Regions from separate parts of the Homo sapiens genome. Here region 2 is linked to region 1. A link is a loop called in an ENCODE intact Hi-C map of the cell type or tissue named here. Cell type or tissue: HepG2. All regions are shown on one strand. Each heading gives the region's core, and the rest is flanking DNA. Links, peaks and the distances in the headings are about the cores only. Region 1 overlaps LOC105371756 (a long non-coding RNA gene). Region 2 holds the start of HNF1B (HNF1 homeobox B).

Region 1 (10,799 bases), core at 1,339-9,338:
GAGACTCTAGGAGCACAGTTACCAAGAAAGTTTGGGAACCTTGGTTTTTTCAAGTATAAAATGAGTCTAATAATAGTATTTACAACATAGGGTTGCAGTGAGATTGAATGAGTTAATTTACAAAAAGTATTCGGAATAGTATAGGCACCTTGTATTAGTAGTAATATTACCACCTCATTACCTAGGACAGTTCTCGTCAATGATCTTAACACTCACTTCTATGTGATCGATAAAAGAGTTTTGAAGTACATCTGTATCAGTAACATTAAAACTTTATAACTGCCAACATAATCAGAAGTTGTTTTTGTTTTGTTTTGTTTTTTTGAGACAGAATCTCCCTCTGTCGCCCAGGCTGGAGTGCAGCGGTGCTATCTCGGCTCACTGCAAGCTCCGCCTCCTTGGGTTCACGCCATTCTCCTGCCTCAGCCTCCAGAGTAGCTGGGACTACAGGCGCCCACCACCATGCCTGGCTAATTTTTTGTATTTTTAGTAGAGATGGGGTTTCACCGTGTTAGCCAGGATGGTCTCGATCTCCTGACCTCGTGATCCAACCACCTCGGCCTCCCGAAATGCTGGGATTACAGGCGTGAGCCACGGTGCCCAGCCATAATCAGAAGTTTTTATTTAAATTTACTATCTGGGAAGAGAACAGAAATTACTCTATTTCTTTATTTTTTGCTCTCTTAAATTTTTAGGTCTTCTGGGATTAAAATTTTCATTCTATTTTTTTTAAAAACTAGAAACCCAGAATTTCTATTACAGAGTTTAAAAAAAAAAAACTTCAAAAGTCTTTCATTTGAAAAAACAATTTTAAAAAATTGTGTTCATGCCAAGGGTGGTGGCTCACACTTGTAATCCCAGCATTTTGGGAGGTCGAGGTGGGAAGACTGCTTGAGGCCAGGAGTTCAAGACCAGCCTGGGCAACATAAAGAGACACCATCTCTACAAAATAAAAATAAAAGTAATTAGCCAGGTGTAGTGGTGGGTGATGACAGTCCAAGCTACTTGGTAGGCTGAGGTAGCAGGATTGCCTGCACCGAAGAGGTCGAGGCTGCAGTGAGCTATGATTGTAACATTGTACTCCAGCCTGGCAACAGAGCAAGACCCTAGCTCAAAAAATAAAATAAAAATTGCGTTTAAAGAAGCATCTAATAAGGTATTTGCCCTCTTCTCACTCCCCACACCCCAACTAAGACCTTCTATAAGCTGTTCTGCTAGGAAGGTGAGCAGAATTTACTTGCTACACATTGATTACAGCCTTTATCTTCCTATAGCTTAGTAATCCTTAAAAGTGTTTTACTTATCTCTTTCTTTTTATTTCTTAATTTCAGACTTACAGAAAAGGTATAGAAATTGTACAAAAAAATTCCTGTATATTCTTCACCCAATTTCCTAAATATTGCTATTTTACCACGTTTGCTTTATCATTTTGGTCATTTCGCTAACATAGTATCTGACATATTTCTCCACTCTAAATTTATAATTTTTCTCCTTATAATTAATACATATCTTGTGGGGGGGACATACTTTGTGACTATGTAAATATCCCATTTCTCAACCAAACTTGACCTGCTAGTTTTCCTATCCATCGATGATTCAATTATTACCACGATGGTTGCTAGATAGTGATTTCCTAATTCCATTATTCCTTCTACATTTATTAGTTGATATTGTACAATAAGGACTCACTTTTCCTTCTCCCACATTTATTTACTCTTATTTATATGCCCACATGTTATTCAATGAGTTATAATACATTACTATCATTATTTATTTTTATGCTTAATTCTTCCAGATTTGGCCAGCAGCAATCCCTTCAGGATAACTCTTGGACATTTTGAGATGCCTGATCCTATATTTTTAAAGTACTTTCTAACTTACTAGCTTAATAAAATGTGCAAGGCTCATCCTGTACGTCCCCAGCCCTAGCCTCCCTGGAATTGGCCAAATCCTCAAGGAGCTCTGGTTCCTTTAAATAGTGAACAAAATTAGAAATCATGATTTAAGTGACAGGTGTGCTCATTGCTCTTGGGGTGTCATTGTGTCTGGGATTTCTCAGTGAATAGAGCCAGGGAATATATACATGCATATATATATGATTATATGTACACAATAAAAACATTCTCATACCTTTCTTAAAAAACATGAGTTTTATACTGTCATTCCAAGTCTAATCCAACACTATACGATTCATTCTACTTTTGTCCTGTTCTAATTTGTAACTCTCTTCTCTCTGTGAGGAAAATGAATTCCATTATCTATAATAAATGTACTTATTTGCCCAATTCCAGAATACACAGAAGTAGTTTTAGAACTGCTACCAAAAGACACCCTCTAGTGCAAAAAAAAAAGTAACTAAAATTTAATATTCATTTGCAGTTCATTTAGTCTTTAGTCTGAGAGTACACAGTTAAAAAAAAAAAATTATATTCTGCAGTTGCTTGGATTGGGTTAGTCCCCCCACCAACATACCCGCTCTTCAGGGTGATTATATTATTCACTTGAAACTGTTAGGTTGATTTGTTTGTATTCCATTTTAGGATTTCCCTCCCCATTTGTGTGTGTGTGTGTATGTGTGTTTTAGTATATGAACATTAACATGGTTCCAAAAGTAGACCCATACAAAAAGAAATATTCAAGAAAACTGTCAGTCCCCATCCCCTCCACTCAGTCCCCAGCCTCCTCACCCTTTCCTCCTCATTTCCACCCACTTCCTGTAGGTAACCAATCTCATTACTTTCTAATTTATCCTTCCCGGTTTTCTTTTTTGGTCAAAAAAGCAGACACATGTATGTTTTCTCACTCCTTTTTTTTTTTTTTTACACAAAAAGTAGCATACTATAGATACTGTTTTGTACTCTACCTTTTTCACTAAATAATATATCCTAGAAATCATTCTATATTGGTTCACAGACATCTTCATTTTTTTTTTTTTTTGAGACAGAGTCTTGCTCTGTCGCCCAGGTTGGAGTGCAGTGGTGCAATCTCAGCTATGCAACCTCTGCCTCCTGGGTTCAAGCAATTCTCCTGCCTCAGCCTCCCAAGTAGCTGGGATTACAGGCATGCACCACCATGCCCAGCTAATTTTTGTATTTTTAGTAGAGATGAGGTTTCACCATGTTAACCAGGCTGGTCTCGAACTCCTGACCTCAGGTGATCCACCTGCCTCAGCCTTCCACAGTGCTGGGATTACAGGCGTGAGCCACTGCACCTGGCCCCTCATTCTTTTTTATAGATTTATAGTACTCTATTATGTACTTGTACTGTAGTTTATTCAACCACTCTCCTCCACAGGAGACTATTTTTTTCTGAGTCTGCTTGCTAGAGAACCATATGGGAATTTAGATTTTCTCAATTATTTCCCAAATACAAACAATGCTGCAATACATAAACTTGTGCGTATGTATTTTCATATTGCCGTAGGTGTATATTCAGGATAAATTCTTAAAATGATTACTGGGCCAAAAGTAAACACATTTGAAGTTTTTTTGAAACCTATAATGTTTTAATATAGAGATTTAAAGTAGTTTTGTAATAATATTATTTGTCTATATAGGTGTTTTGTTTTAGATTTTGAGTCACCAGACTTTGTCTTTTACACAGCACAATTATACCTTAACGAATATGTGCTGGTGACTATAAGCAATTGAATAACAAAATTATTCCTAAGTAGTATTAGATTTTGTATTTATTTATTTATTATTTTTTATTTTTGAGATGGAGTGTTGCTGTGTCACCCAGGCTGGAGTGCAGTGGCACAATCTCAGCTCACTGCAATCCCCACCTCCCGGGGTCAAGCGATTCTCCTGCCTCAGCCTCCCGAGTAGCTGGGATTACAGGCACGCGTCAAAACACCTGGCTAATTTTTGGATTTTTAGTAGAGACAGGGTTTTGTCATCTTGCCCAGGCTGGTCTCAAACTCCTGAGCTCAAAGTGATCCACCCGCCTCAGACTCTCGTCAAGTGCTGGGATAACAGGTGTGAGGTACCATGCCTGGCCTTATATTTATTTAACTAGTTTAGTTCTGAGAGTAATGCTGTATAAAAATAATGGGGTAGGGGGAAGAGCCCTTAGATATGAGAAATAATAGATACATAAGGATAGATCACATTCTGCCTGTGGGAATGGTTGGGGATATATTTTCACATCTCTAAGAAGGACGTATTTCCTCCCAGCAGAGGTGATGATCTGAAGTTGCTGGAAACATGATAAATAGTGAAGGGAGCCGGTCTGCCTGTGCTACAGGGCCTGGTTAATTACACTGTAAATCATGCAAATACTGACATGTTGAACAAAAAGCTTCTCCAGACATCTTATCCTTCTCACTAAAAGACAGTTCTTTTAAAAAATAGGCAGATTGGTAATTATCTCAAGCTGAGAATATACAAAATGCTGATATTAACCCCTAGAGATGCAGAAAAGTTTTAGGGCTTTGAAGTCTGTAAGGCATTAAAAAATGCTTAACAAATATGATTTACAAATCATACACTCTTGATTAAGCATTTTATTAGTAGGACAACCAACTCCCACTCCCCATAGCCTACAATCAGTACTATAACATTATTCTAGAATTTTATTATTTGTATCTTTCTTTTGGGAGCCTTCCCTTGTATATTGTCTAGGATTCACGAATAATTCTCTACCCCTTAGAAATGTAAATATTTCATTTGGAAATCTTTGTGCGATCTGGGCTTTCACAGATGGAGATCAAAGATAGGAATTAGTCCTCTACTCCACTCCTGACCAGTGTCAGCAAATCCTCCCTTGTCCCTTTGTCTCTTCCACAATAAAAGCAAAAGAATATGACCATGGTGTACATATTGATATTTTACCACTTTTATGTTACCATTTATACTGTGACCATTTCATTCACATGGTATCTTCCAGGTTGCTCCACTGTAAATTTTCAATTTTTCTCTTCGTAACTAATCAATACCTTGTGGGACACACTTTGTGACTATGTAAATATCCTGTTTCTCATATGTGGCAAAGAGTTTCATGAAGAGGACACAAATTCACAATAGGGGCCCGCAATAGATCTCCTTAAATATGATATTATTTAAACCACCTCATGCCAAACAGTCTATACCTGAAGAAAACCAAGTTTCATTAATTGCTGCTTTTATCTTGGCATCAATAATAAGAGGCAATGCAGCCTTGTTTAAAGAGCGCAAGTTTGGGGATCACACAGATTGGGTTCAAAACCAAGTATGGCCACTTACTACCTATATGATGTGAGAGGCAAGCTACTTAATGTCTCTGAGCCCTAGTTTCTTCTCAGAAAAATGAGAACACTGTAGTATCAACCTCATAGAGCTATTGTGAGTTCAATGAGCTCATATAATATGAAAAGTACCCTGAACCCAATGTGGCACATAGCAGGCATTCAATAAATGGTATCCATTAATAAATAATAATGGTGAAATTATTTTGGTTACTTTTGAACCCTGATGAAATTTTTTACGGATGGAGACATTCGGGCATACTTGACACCTATTCTATTGATCCAGCCTTACGTCAGAGCTGATTTAAAAACAGAAAAGCAAAGTCCTTGGTAGATTCTCTTCAGGAAATTAAACTGTGGGGTCTATGGGCCCAGAGTTCATGTCAACTCTTCACTTCAATGTGGACTGTCCATTTGGAGGTCAATAAGATGAGTCCAGAGAGCCCTTTATTCGAAGACTGGAGTGCCACCGTGAGGTCAGCATTGGTCCTTGCGCTATTTACTTCAATTCTGTCCTAATTAAAAGAATATTTGAGTAGTTACACTTACATTGCATTGTAGCCTAAAAGTACACTCTGTTGACTATTGGTGGCAAAAAAAAAAAAAAAAAAAAAAAAAACTGTAAGAATTTGGATTTCTTGAGTACTTGATTTGGATTTCTAAAGTACTAGACTATTGGTAAATCTTGAGAATTTGAAGCTGGAAACTCAGCCTCGGGGAAAGCAAGGTTTTTGTCTCACTGTGGGAATGGCTTCCGGATGTTATCCATAGCCAATCACCCTCTCCTCAACTCACTTTTAAATTAAGATCCTGAAGTTACAGTTCAAAAGTTCCTAGCTCCCGTTGCAAAGAAATAATAATTCCTACTTTCAAATAACCATTAGAAACTTCATTCAAATGTCCCACAAAAATCTCAAACTCAACGTATTCAGAATTAAACTTACTATGAATATATAGTCCTCACACAAACCTAGCCCTTCAGTATTCTCCCTTTCCGTGAAAAGGCTCACCCCTACTCAGTCACCTAAGTTTGAGACCCGGGAGTTATTTTAAGTTTCTCCCTCTCCTGCTATCCTCCCACATCCAGTCACTTTACCTCCTTAATGTCCTTTAGATCCGCTCCTTTCTCCTCTTCCTTCCTACAGCCACTGCCTTCTTTCCTCACTAGACTGCTATTTCAATATTGTCCTGGTCTCCCTGACTCCAACTTGCCTCTCTTCTGTGTTGCTGCTAAAGTGATGTTTTAAAATTAAAAACTGCCAGGCACAGTGGCTCATGCCTGTCATCCCAGCACGTTGGGAGGCCGAGGCAGGTGGATTGCTTGAGCCCAGGAGTTCAAGACCAGCCTAGGCAACATGGCGAAACCCCATCCCTACAAAAAATGTAAAAATTAGCTGGGCATGGTGGTGCATGCCTGTAGTCCCAGCTACTAGGGAGGCTGAGGTGGGAGGATCACCTGAGCCTGGGGAGGGCAAGGCTGCAGTGAGCTACGATTGCACCACTGCACTGCAGCCTGGATGACAGGGTGAGACCCTGTCTCTAAATAAATAAATATTAAATTAAAAACTTTATATCAGTGGCTTAACATCCTCTAATGGCTCTCAGTGCCTACAATATCAGGTTCAAAGTCCTCAGTATATACAAAAGGCCCGTCACAAGCTGGTCCCTACCTACCTGTCCAGCTCCAATTCTTGCTGCAGCATCCACTTCCAGCTTTGTTGAGCCACTAGTAGTTCCCCAAACACAACAGCGTGTTTCATCCCTCTTTACATTTGTTGCGCTGCTCTCCTCTCTACTTAAATACTTTTACCTGTGTTTTCTAATTGGTCAACACTTTATTTGTTAAGGCTATGCCAGCTTTGTCTTCTCTATAAAGTCTTTTCTAACTTTCCACAAAGCCCACTCCATCCTGCCACCCTTACTCCCTCACTTCCTACACTTATACTGCAGTGCCTAGAGAATTTCCTTGCTCTGTTTGCAAACAGTTCTCTGTCCCTTGCAAACTCAAAGCTACTTGAGACCAAGGACTGTGTCTAGTTCATTTTTGGATCCCTAAGCCCTAGTCCATGCCAGAAACACTGTAAAAACAACCACCACCAAGTTTGTTGAATGATAAACAAGGAGTGGAGAAAAAGTTTTCAAAAACATACTCTTAGGACATAGAGTGATCACTCTATTCACAACAAGTTATCCCAAATAGCTTTTCCACTGCAGTGTTATACAGACTTTGTGTTCTCACTTGCTACAGCTGAGAAACCATGTGTGTCTACCAGTCAGACCGTACTGGTTTTTAGAGAAATTCCAGTTATACAAAACCATGATTCAGTTTCCTCACCACTTTTGTTGACAATGCTTTTAAGTTGTTTTGTTTCGTTTTTTCCCCAGGAGGAAATGGTCCTTTAATGAGTCAGCTGGACATTGTGAGGGTATGAAATGGTCTAAGTCTAACAGTTTCTATTTGTCTTCTTTCATTCATTCATCTAAAATTTATCACAAAGCACCAAGCAAAAAACATAAGGTCCATTCCAAAATTCATTGAGGTTGGCAGTTTCAGGGATCTTTGTCTATTTCATTTCACTTCATTAATTGGACAAGATTACTGACCACTTACTGTGAAACAGACTCCATGAGAAGCAAACAATATGAAGATAAATGAGATGTAGGAACAGCCCTCAAAAAGCTCAAAGTCTGTGGACATACATGGAAATATCATTTCAATGCTATAGGAAAAGAGCTAAAATAGAGGTACTTATGAAGTGGCATGAGAACTCGAAGAAAGATGGACTATGTCAAGGAGGGGACATTCAGGGTAAGTTTCACTCAGGAGAGGACATGTAAACTGAGTATTGAAGAATATAAGGAGTTATCCATGGAGGAAAGGAACAGAGGACATTCCAAGAAGAAAAAAAAAATAAGTACAAAGTTTCTGAGTTGGAAGCAAAGCTGAAATGAGGTGAGAAAACTAAAGCTTAGAGAGGATACGTAACCACACAGCTGGTTAAGTGATAGGACTGAGAGTTGAACCCAAGCTGAAGCTGTTTATGGCAGGGAGTCATATTTCTTGAGAATGCTGAAGCAGATAAAATGTTGAGACCCACTGCTTAGGGACTGACATACAAGTTATAGTTCAGACTACATTCAGCAGACAATGGGGAATCAAGAGAGGTTTTTAAGCAGAGAAGCAACATGGTCCACATTTGGGCTTCAGAAATATAATTCCAGCAGGTGGATTCTTAATGTTGACTACAATTAGAATCACTTGAGAAGCTTTCAAAAATTACAGGCTAGGGAACCAGTATAGAACAATTAAACCAGAATTTCTGGGGGTGGGAATCAGTTTTCTTTTGTTTGTTTGTTTTGAGGCAGGGTCTTGCTCTGTTGCCCAGGCTGGAGTCTAGTGGTGTGACCATGGCTCATTGCAACCTCGACCTCCCAGGCTCAATTGATCTTCCCAGCTCAGCCTCCCTAGTAGCTGGGACTACGGGTACACCACCACACTTGGCTAATTTTTTAAAAATTGTTTGGTAGAAATGGGGTCTCCCTATGTTGCCCAGGCTGGTCTTGAATTCCTGGCCTGAAGCAATCCTCCTGCCTTGGCCTCCCAAAGTGCTGGGATTATAGGTGTGAGCCACTGCACTTGGTCACTTGTTTCATAAGTTCTTCAGAAGATTCTATTGTGTGGTTAGGGTCAAGAACTATTGCTCTAGAAGGAAGAACTGAAAGATGGGAAAGAACTACTATTGCTTAAGAACCTACTATGTGTGAGATTTTGTTCCAAATGCTTTATACAATAACTACAGAATATATATATCTATATATCTATATATCTATCTATCTATATATATATATATAAGGATTTTATACATATCTAGTATTCTGACCCATCTCAACCATTTTGAGCCCTGTGTGGTGAAAAGTTATGCTACTCCTAACCTCAAGGTAGATATTATAATCCTATAATCACTATTTTACCAACAAGGAAACTGAGGCACAGACCAGTGAAATAACTCATTTAAGATTATCAAATTACTAAATGACACAATTGGACTCAAACATTAAGTATTTCTGATGCCCCAAACCTACACTCCTTCCACTACACACCACTGCCTATGAGCCTAGCTTAATCTTCAGAACGATTCCAAAGTAGCTATCATGATCCTCATTTTACAAACAAAGAAATTAGTCCCAGAAAGATTAATGTGACCAAATCACAAATCACAGCTAATAGGTGAAGAGGCTGGGAGAATTTAAACTCAGCCCTATTTAACTCCAAGTCCATGCTTATGAAGGTAAATAATATAGTACATATTCAACACTCAATATAATTCTTCTTTCCTCTGATCGGAAAGCAGCAAGTTGAGTTATTACTATAACACAGAGTATTATTCCTAGTGGCTTCCTCTTCCTTCTTCGGTCCTAGGTGGCTAAACTTCTATTGAACTATCAATCTCAGGTGCTTTTCTTGTTGGAGTGGGGAGGACAGAACTCTGCCATAACCTTCCATGATATTAACCTGGAAAAAGTTTAACCCTGGCCAAATCTAACACTATACACTTCACACCCTTATTTAAGTGGCTGAATCATGCTAATTTGTCTCCTTTTACATTAATTGCCCTGAACCTCAAATGGGCATTTATTGCCCAGAATTATTACCGCCTTTCTTCAGTAAGTTCATTTTCCCACTGTTAGAGAATATTATTTCACACCACTTCTCTTCTCAGCCCTCCAACACACCCTGACAAAATTTCATCCCACCCCCATCTCATAATTCTCCCTTCTCTGTTGCAGCAACAATTTATACCTTTCCACTGGGTCATCCCATATAATTTACAAACATCTCCTAGCACTCATATTTAAAAACATCAAAAACCAAAAGCAAAACCCTCCTTTGAATCCACATCTGGCTATAGCTACCACCCCACTTCTCTGCTATCCTGCTCAGCTAAATCTTTGGAAGAGTGGTTTCATCCATCTCCATTTCACCACCTTCACCAATCATCTCTATTCACCAATGTCCCTGAAACTGACATTATCAGGGGCTCTAGTGACCTCCACGTTGCCAAATGCAGTGATCTTTTCTGTCTTCAGCCTCTCAACAGCCTTTGAAATAGCTGATCACTACCTTCTTAAAACTTCTGTCTGGCTTTGGTGACACCAAATTCCTGGTCTTCCTACCTCACTGCTTGCTTTCTACTTCACTTGCTTCTTCTCAGACTCTTGTTTTACAGGTGTCTCCTCCTCCACCTCATCTCCAAGCATTAGAGTACCATAGGGTCAGTCCTGGGTCCCCTTCTCTTCTCCATTCACACATTTTCTCTAAGTGATCACATTCATGCTCATGCTTTTGGAGATGGGTTTGTTACCACTTACATAGGGATTAGGTTCTAAATCAGCTCATAAAGAAAAAAAAAATCTCATAAAGTTGAATTTTTTTTTAAATTCCCTAAGTCATCCACAAAGTATGGTAGTTGCCATTTCATACATATTAATTTTATATATGGCTATGGCCATATTTATGTGCCAAACTGAAGATCAACACACTAATATTGAGTTTTTCCTCTTATGTTGAAATAGA
Region 2 (9,356 bases), core at 948-8,947, 93 kb before region 1:
TTAAGACCTTTTAGGAATTTCAAATTATAAAAAAAAGTTGGAGGACCTAAATGGTTATCCAGACCAATAGCCATTTTTCAAAGGTAGAATCAGAGACCCAGAGAAGGTGCTCACCAAAACTTTTGGGGAGATGAATCACCCAGAAAGAGGTTTTGTAGCCAGAAGAAGAACCTCAGGCTCTTTCCAGACCCTGATGTCTAGAATGTTCTCCAGGTTGCAACACTGCTCTCTAACAAGAAGGCCCCTGACCTCCTGCAGAACAGGTTAGGATGGTATTTATGTTTTACTCTAGAGATGATTTTATTTTGAGGCCTTCTAGATACTCTGTGAACCAATGAGAGAGGCTGGGAGAGTGGAGTGGCAGGGGTGGAAATGACCAGAATCTCTTCTGTAAACAAAGAAGTGCAACCGTGAAAAGTAGGGGAAAGATTGCATGCACAAATCAGAAAAGAAATATCGCTTGTGCTGCTAAGTTCCAGGGGAGATGAGTTCACAGAAGCCACATTTGCCAATCTGTGGAATGACCAGCATGGTGCTCAGAACACCTTCATAGAATGATGAGTCAACTGGATTTCAACTTATTTTATACCAGGGATTGCACGTCCTATAAAAAACAAGAACAACAAACCTTGGGATATGAACTGCAAATTCATCTAATTTGAGCAGATGAAACTGATATGGTCTCTTCAAATTCAGTAGCTCTTAAAAACATGCTGGGACTATAAGAGCCTAAAGACATCAGTTGCCTCAGTTCTCAGCATGTTATCAAGATGTGCCTCTTCTTTCTAAATACGTGAGAGCCCACCATATTCTAGGAACCTGTGGTTACTAACTCACCTAATCTTCACACCGGCACAGTAGAGTGTCATTATCATTTTGCACTGAGGAAACTGAGGATCAGAAAGATTATGTAACATGCCAAAAGTCACACAGCAGGTGAAGCAGATCTTGGGTTCAAGTTTAGTTCTGTTTGACTACTCCAAACCCTGCCCTCTATTCTCTGCTGGGTATCCTCCACCTCTCCCCCACAGAATCCCTCTTTCAACTTCTCATCCCTCAAAACAATGACAGCTAGAGACCCTCCTCTTTCATCCTAAAACCCTGCTCAAAAGTTCTGAGCCCCAACCTCAACCCTTCCATTAATTTGCTGAGGTGGCTACAAGCAACCTGAGACTCTCCCATATCTTATTTTTCCATCTTTAAAATGGAGTTATTATATCAGTCCATCACGACTTTATTCTGTGTGAAGCATAAACAGATGTTATTTCAATCCTACTCCGTCTTCCTCTATTTGGGGGAAGTTTAACTGAAGAGTTTTACAAGATAGCTCACTTAACATTATGAACTGCATTCTGAAAGACTATCTGCTGGTCTACTTTACACAGCTCTTTTTAAACTTCCATATGAAGGGACTGGTGAATCTGTTTGAAGATCTATAGTACAGAACAATTACTTGATAAGCGCTTATATTGCACAAAGTGGCATATTACAAGGTAGGACTAGGAAGGAGCATTACAGGAAGTTGCTAGATATGAATAGCCAGATTACCTGGAAAACATACCTGGACACTCATAGGAAGTTTGTCCTATCCTCTGTGTGAAATTGCCTGCACATTCACATAGTTAGCTGGGGTGTGGGGAAGAATGGGTTTGCTGACACCTGAATTTTGAGAGAGAATGAGGCTTGGGAATCAGATGGGGCACACAGCAGCTGCAACTGCCAATCAAAGTTTTGTTGTTACAACAGAAGTGATTGCTGTTTTTTAAATGGGTTTTCCCAGCTTAACACAGAAACTGATCTTCATTACACTTGATGCTTCTATCCTGATAGCGAGTGAGAGACAGACGAAGAGATTGTTCTTCAGGGACATTTACTCTGAACACTTCATTATCCTTCTTGAGGCAAGCTGGGTAGGCAGAGAATGTTCTTCCATTGGGCAGAATTATGAGAAGCAAAGATTTGCACCTATTACAACAAACTAGAGGGAAAGAAGGTGAAATGAAAAGCCAACATTTTCATGAAGTTATGACTCCCTGTGGCACCCTGAGGAGTAATGGGTGTCTGGAGGCTGAAGGATGGAGAGGTTCCTGAATTTGGGATTTGCTTGTCTCCGGGAAAGAGGGACTGAGATCAGTGTAAACTTTCCTCAGGCTACACGCACACAACCATCCCGCTTCCTTCTGGCTCTCAGCACAAGTGGCCCAGGCACCTGTAGCAGACCCTGTATTTAAGAGGCATCCTAGCTCCTTAACAGCCTGACTTGATAAATTACACCATCAGCCCTTGCACACCTAGGAGATTAGATCCTGCCCCTAGGCAGATGAGAGCTGCTAGACTCTTCCTCCTCCTGCTGAAATTCCTCTCTATCCCTAACCTAACCTTACTTCCTCCTAGATATCTTTCAAGGGTGGGAGAGGAAGGAAAATGTGCTTAGAAACTCCTTTGCAATTTTTCTGCTGATTCTGAAACCCTAGTCCCCCAATCCCTCCAACCCCAGCACTGTATCACCAATTCTGAATACCCTAAGTTTCCAGAGTAACTCAGTTTTACTACTGGGAACTGGCTTCCCGTCTTCTCAGACCAGAAAGTGTTGAACTTTATTATTAGACCAAGCGGTTGCACAAGTGGCCTCAGTCAATATACACAACCCCCAAAAAAAGGTTATCAGTGGTATCCTCTTTTTGCAGATGAGGAAACTGAGGCTCCCAGAAGGGAAGCGTTATGCTCCTCCCCAGAAGCTTTAGGTCTGTGTGTGGTGGAAGCAAAGAAGCCCCTTTCCCTGTTCTTCTACAGGTCAGGTCCTAGCTTGCCGGTTTGGGCGCGCTTCCGCCGCCCTCCCCTCCTGCCCGTCACCAGGGGGGAAGCAGGTGAAACTCCAATAGTGCTGCAAGGCCTATGGCTTCCTACCTGGCCCAGGCCAGAGTGGGAAAAAAAACATCTTTCCCTCAGTAGCTCTGTCGACACCTTCTGTACTAGGAGTGCAAGACTTCTGCCACTGCTGCAGTGACCTCGTCTACAGAGCTCGTCCCCGGCCCAGGGAACCACAGATGTTCTGGAACTACGAATAAACCAGAAATGAGTGGGCCGGGGGGACCCTCGGCTGCAAGTGTCCACCCAGCTGCAGGTCAAGCTTTGCTTTCACTGCCTCACCATCCTAGTGCCTCACCATCCTAGTGCCTCACCATCCTAGTGCCTCACCATTCTGCCTCACCATCCTCCCCCAAGGCGGAGGCGCCTTGACATCCGGGTTTAAACAGGAGAGTGAGGAGCCCCAGGGGTCCAGCTCCCCAGTGGCGTGGCCAGGCTGGGCGCCGGTGCAGCCCAGCTGCTGGGGGAGCTTCACTTTGGCTACTCCCTCTACCCATAAAGTAGTCTCTTTCCAAGAGTTCTCCCGGACTCCTTCACCCTCGCCTACGCTCTCTGGCGGGCAGTTCTGCAAACCCAAACCGCCAGACCAGGCCAGGGAGGTTCTGGGGCCTGGAGGTAGTAACCGAGGTAGAAATAAATGGAGTCCCTCCAGGGCATGCTCACCACACCTAACGCTGCCTCACCTCCCCCGTGGCCTCGGCGCCCCTTCCTAAGTGGTCAGTTTCTCTTCCGCCCTGCGGGCTCTCCTGGCCCACCACCTGCGTCGGCCGGGACGCATCCAGGGTCTCTACTCTTCGCTTCCTCCTGCGTCCCCTTCTTCCACGAGCACCCCAGCTTCCTCTGGCTCTCACCTGAACCCCGAAGCGTAGTGTCTTCTCTCTGGACTAAAGCGGAACTGAGAACCGGTGGAAAAGCCCCGCGCCTAGGCTGCAAGGCACTGGCTTAACAAGTCCAAAGGTTAGGTGAAGTTTGGCTGATAAGCAGAACCAGTAAAAGAAGGTCTCTAGCCCCCCAGCGTGAGTACAATGGACCCTGGCAAAGCCCCGCTCCCGGCCCAGGTCTTCTGCTCTCCAGGTCTGCCCCTCCGGCTCTCCCTCTCTCCGGGTTTCCCCCTCCCCACCATCATTTGCATCCAGCCGAAAGCTGGGCCCTTCCCACTAATTTGCATATCTTATATGGCCTAATGGTGGCGATCATGGCAAGTTAGAAGTTTTCTGACTCCTTTCGGAGGAGCCTCCGGGACCCCGGGGAGTAACAGGTGTCTGGAGGCTGAAGGGTGGAGGGGTTCCTGGATTTGGGGTTTGCTTGTGAAACTCCCCTCCACCCTCCTCTCTCGCACCCACCCACCCCCTCACCCCCTTCTTTTTCCGTCCTTGGAAAATGGTGTCCAAGCTCACGTCGCTCCAGCAAGAACTCCTGAGCGCCCTGCTGAGCTCCGGGGTCACCAAGGAGGTGCTGGTTCAGGCCTTGGAGGAGTTGCTGCCATCCCCGAACTTCGGGGTGAAGCTGGAGACGCTGCCCCTGTCCCCTGGCAGCGGGGCCGAGCCCGACACCAAGCCGGTCTTCCATACTCTCACCAACGGCCACGCCAAGGGCCGCTTGTCCGGCGACGAGGGCTCCGAGGACGGCGACGACTATGACACACCTCCCATCCTCAAGGAGCTGCAGGCGCTCAACACCGAGGAGGCGGCGGAGCAGCGGGCGGAGGTGGACCGGATGCTCAGGTAGGCGCAGAGCGAGGTGGAGGGGACCCACCCGAACCCCTGGAGCCCCGGCCCCGGGCCTGAGTGACACTGCGCCCGACCACACTCGCCAAGCCCGTTTCCCACCAGAGAAGTCCCCCGGGGGGCGCTCTGCTTCTCTCCCAACACCCGGACCCTTCCCAATCCCTTAGCGGGACGACCCTGCGGCCCACCGGGCTTCTTCTCCCCAGGCCCAGGCCAGCGTCCGAGACCCAAGGGCTTTTCCCCGCGGGGCTGGGGCTGGGCCGGGGAGAACTGGAGCTGTGGAGCCCTTTGCCGGGAGGTTTGCCCACGCGACTGAAGGTGCGAGTGGGTGCAGTGAAACCGCTGCGACTTCCCGGGAGCAGAGCCTCGCGCCGCTGCAAGCCCCAGGCCGCGCATTTTTCCTGCGCCCTGCCTCGGGTCTGGAAAGCCGCATGTCGGCCTCGGACACATTGACCTGCATGATGACCTGCAGTTCTTTGCCGAAGGACAGGCGGCATCCGGAGCCGGGATCTGGGAGGCGAGTTCCCTGGTGGGCACTCTTGTTAGCCGCGCCCATGCAAGGCCCGGAATTATCCGGGATCCCCAACGCGGGTTTAGATTTGCAAAGGGCATGTTCCATGCAGGGTCCGGGTGGACACGCGCGGGGCCAAAGAAACCAAGCGCGGTGGTGTGGGGGCGAACGCGTCTCAGACCTCAGTTCGCAGAGGATCTGGTCTCAGTCTGAGAAAGGAGGGCGTTTCCAGACCTCGCTGCCCACCCCCGGCCTCTCCCCGGGAGTTCAGGCCGGCTGGCAGTGTATCCCCAGGGCCGGGATCGTTTGTGGGTCCTCCCCGACCGCCCTAGACTTTGACAGCTGGTTACTAATTATCTAAGGAGCCGAGCGGTTCCCTGAGACAGCACGTCGCTCCCGGGCCACTCCGCTTTAGGACAGAGCCCATCGCGTGGCTTCGGACACTGAAGCGCTGCGATTTCGGGGCTGAGCCTTGGCCGCACGTCCGCAGCGGCGGTTTGGGGTGGGATATGACCTTGCATTTGAATTTGTGCTCCGAGGGCCTGGCGGTTTGCCCTCTAGCCAAAACAATCAGGGGAACTTGTAGATTTTTTTTCCCCAAACACACTTTGGTATAATTCATAGGTTTGAGGTTCTTCCCTCGTCGCTCTCCCGCCCGGAGGTGATTTCTCCCCTACCGGGAGAGAACTCCTGCAAGAGAGTTCCGCGAGGCGGAAGGTGTGAGTCGCGGAGGCTAAGAGGGGTCGAGAGAGTGGCCCCTAGGAGCGGCTGGGGCGCCAGGGCTGCCGGGGAGGTCGCTCAGGACCTGGCGGATGAACCAGGCTCCCACCGCCGGCCACCGGGGGCCACAGGGCCTAGGCCCTCCCACTCGGCCGCAGGCGCCCGCTTTCTAGCGCGGCGCTGGAAGGACCTGGGGCGCCCCTCCGCACCCAGCCCCGCGCCGGGCTGGCCGCAGCTGAGACGTAACATAAACTGCAGCACGTGGAGTTGGGGTGTTATTAATTTATTTCTATAAATCATCAACAGAAAGATACACAAAGAGCCGTGATTAGGTTGAAAAGAGAGGCGGGTTATTCATTGGTGAAGTTGTAAACGCGGCTTAGAGGGGGGAAGGAGATCAAAACGCGGGCGCGGGGCTGCTCGCCGCTCCCAGCGCGCACCCAGCCAGGCGCCCCGTGCGGCCCTGCGGCCTCACCGCTCTGGCGCGGGACGCGGGCTCTGTGAGCGCCCGAGCCGCCCGCGGAGCCCCCGGGTCGCCGACACCCGCAGGCCCGGCCGGCGGAGAGCCAGGCCCGGCCCAGGGTCCTTAGACCCCAGCCCCGCTCTTCCCTCCCCAAAGCCCCAGGCCCCAGCAGGGCAGGGAGAGGGACTGGGGAGCCGGAGACCCTCGCCGAGTTGGAGACGCGGGACAGACCTGGAGGCTTTTTTCTCCCGTCCCGAGCGGGTGCTGCCTTTCCTCCCCCGCTCCCGGGAGCGCCGGACTTGATTAAAGTAATTTTTCAAGAAATCGCTAGCGGTTCCTAGGTCACTGCACAGGGGGCTCCCAAGCCTCGGGCACACGCACTCCCTTCTTTTGCCCACCGTGTTCCCTTAAGACGAAAAGCAAAGAGAAAGAAAAGTCGCGTTTTGGAGTTCCCGGAGTTCTAGTAAACCTCCTGGAAGAGAAAGGCAGGGGAGGAAGGTCGGGACTGCGCGCTTCCCGGTCCCCGGCTCCCGGCCGGAGCTGGCCTTTCTCGCGGCCTCGAGGCAGGTGCGCCGGGGGCGTCTAGAAAGTGGGCTGCATTCTAAGAAGCCGAAGTTGGGCTCCTTAACGAACGCGCTGCGGACTGCGCTGGAGTCCAGGCTTCTCTGCTCGTGGGCAGCAAAGTCATTGTTTGAGAAGGAGCGTGCGGGACGGACCCTGCGGGCGCCGCGGCCGGCGTTTGACACCTGCGCTTGGGACACAATGGCCGCAGGCCCTCTTCGGGACCGGTGCCTTTCTCGGTGTTAGGGAACCTCTGAACCTGAGCTGTGTTTTCAAACAAACAAACAAAAATAACCAGCTCTCCCGGCTCTTCCCGGTGAACACACGTGAATTTTGGGGTCAGAGGGTTGTGAAGGTATAACTGCGCCATCTTACTCCTCACTCTTTTAAGTCGGACTTAAAAGGTTTTGCCATTATTTATAAGGTTCTTGGGGGCTTTTTTTAAACCCTCCCCAATTGTTGGGCTAATTCACTGTTTCCACAGAATCATTCCCACTTAGAACAGTACCCTATTTTTCTAGGTTTCTTAGGCATACAAAATGAACACAGGTAAAGGCATTTAAACAAAAGAAAAATAGCCGAAGAATTTGCTAAAGCAATATTCACTTTTAAAATGCAATTTTTCCCCTAAGGTTCGAGGAGTCTTGTTCGTAGCCGTTGAAAGTATTTTTCCATCCTAAAAATATCGGTGGAAATATTGACCAGAAATAAACTTTTAAATGATCTGTGATGTTTACAAGGATATGTCTAAAACGTTTATTACATTATTTTCCTCTTAATGTGAATTCTCCACGTTTGAAACTGTAACTCGTTTTCTCATTTTTTGTTCTTCTTGTTACTTCCTCATATTGTGTACTTGGAAATTACCTTTGTAAATACTTGAGAAATTCGTTCTTATATATAATTAATATAAAAAGTTTGCATTTCTCAAAAACATCTCTATCAAAGCCTGTGTTCTCACGAGTTTAATATCAAAGTCTTAATAAAATAATCACAACTACCCAAATGCTTATAAAATATGTTCGATTACTGGATTTTTATTCATTAAACAGAATTAATTTTATTTGACATATTTAAAGGCGCCATTTAGAAATAAAATTGCTTATTATGTTGCAATGCTGTATCTATTTCAGCCTCTACACCGTTTTCTTTTTTGTTTCACCTGAAACTAGTTTTCCCTTCCGTTTTTTTTCTTGTTCTATCAAGCTAATATATATATCAACATACAGTAATGGGGTGCTGGTTTTTGTAAGTTAAATATGTACCTGCATTAAATAAATAGTAAACATGTATATATTGCTTCTTTAGTACTTTTGTTCTGTGCTGCACACTATTTTAATTTCTAGTTTTAAATTATATCTCTCTTTTCAAAGCATCTGTTCAATAAGCAAGAAAAGATATTGGCAAAGTTGAAACCATTCTAGACAAATAAAATTCAAAGGTGCTAAAACTAGCAGTTTACACACCTGTGTTTATGAGAAATGAAAAGTATAACCATGTTCTTATCCAGTATTTAAAATTTATGAGAAACATAATACAGGAAAACAAGCATCTAAAATTGTTAATGTCCGAAATTGAAGTTATTTGTCCCCATTAGCCCAGTAGATTTTGTCTGGAAGGTGGAGCTGTGGATTTTTTTTTTTTTTAACTACTTGCCTCACCTCAGTGGTGTGATCCTCCCGTCCCAAGGAGATACAACATTGTATTTTGGAAAACTTTTCTAAAACTCTGAAAATTATTTACTATTTGGCTAAGACATCCTCCTTGCTTCTTAGAAGGTGAACACATACATTTCACCCCTGTTTTATAAGAAATGGAGATACCCATTCAAAAGGAAAATAATGTAGGAGAGGTTGAAGCTAAAATTGGGCAAATTCAGAAACTGATGCTATCCCTACTTCATTGTAGGATCAGGGAGTCCAGCCCCAAGCTAAAGGCATCCCCACTTTCCAGTGGGCCTCCTGCCTTTTAAATCTCCCACATTGCAGGAAAATGGAGGAAAGCAAAATAAAATGGCCAGGCGCGGTGGCTCACGTCTGTAATCCCAGCACTTTGGGAGGCCGAGGCAGATGGATCACCTAAGGTCAGGAGTGTGAGCCCAGCCTGGCCAACATGGTGAAACCCCATCTCTACTAAAAATAAAAAATTTAGCTGGGTGTGGTGCTGGGCATCTATAATCCCAGTTACTCTGGAGGCTGAGGCAGGAGAATCGCTTGAACCCAGGATCCTGGTGGAGGTTGCAGTGAGCCAAGATGCCGTTGCACTCCAGCCTGGGTGACAAGAGCAAAACTCCACATCAAAAAAAATAATAATAAATAAATTAATTAATTAATTAAATAAAACAAGAGCTTTTCTTTTTGCTTAATAAGAGAGAGTGGTGGTGGTGCTTTTTTATTCCTGAAGATGGGAAGTCCTCTTTTGCCCACTAACCTCAGAAGAAAGGGATGAGGTGTACCGTACAGGGGCAGTCACCTTCTCCTCTGTTTAGCTTCCATTTTGGCCTCAT

Evidence for each region. A loop is a pair of places that touch in the nucleus more often than their neighbours do. Peaks named below come from ENCODE experiments on the same cell type or tissue, not always from the same donor. Only the 100,000 strongest peaks of a DNase experiment are listed, where the experiment ranks them.
Region 2: it touches region 1 in a loop (5-fold over the local background); 6 of 110 quality-filtered maps call a loop at or near these places.

Annotation. Positions count from the first base shown.
Region 1 is chr17:37,645,495-37,656,293 of GRCh38, reverse strand. It overlaps LOC105371756 (a long non-coding RNA gene), which reads right to left. Exons shown (of 2, transcript NR_188617.1): 2 at 4,474-5,739. Among named protein-coding and RNA genes, the nearest start is that of DDX52, 7.4 kb to the right of the region's middle. In HepG2, for the core only: a CTCF peak has its summit at 5,684 (motif pointing left); a DNase peak (open chromatin) is centred at 5,673.
Region 2 is chr17:37,739,777-37,749,132 of GRCh38, reverse strand. HNF1B (HNF1 homeobox B) reads left to right here and starts at 4,074. Exons shown (of 9, transcript NM_000458.4): 1 at 4,074-4,592. The coding sequence starts at 4,249. RefSeq lists enhancers at 6,483-6,987, 6,988-7,490. In HepG2, for the core only: CTCF peaks have their summits at 3,425 and 4,719 (motif pointing right); DNase peaks (open chromatin) are centred at 3,912, 5,122, 5,472, 6,132 and 2 weaker places; H3K4me3 peaks cover 5,605 bases.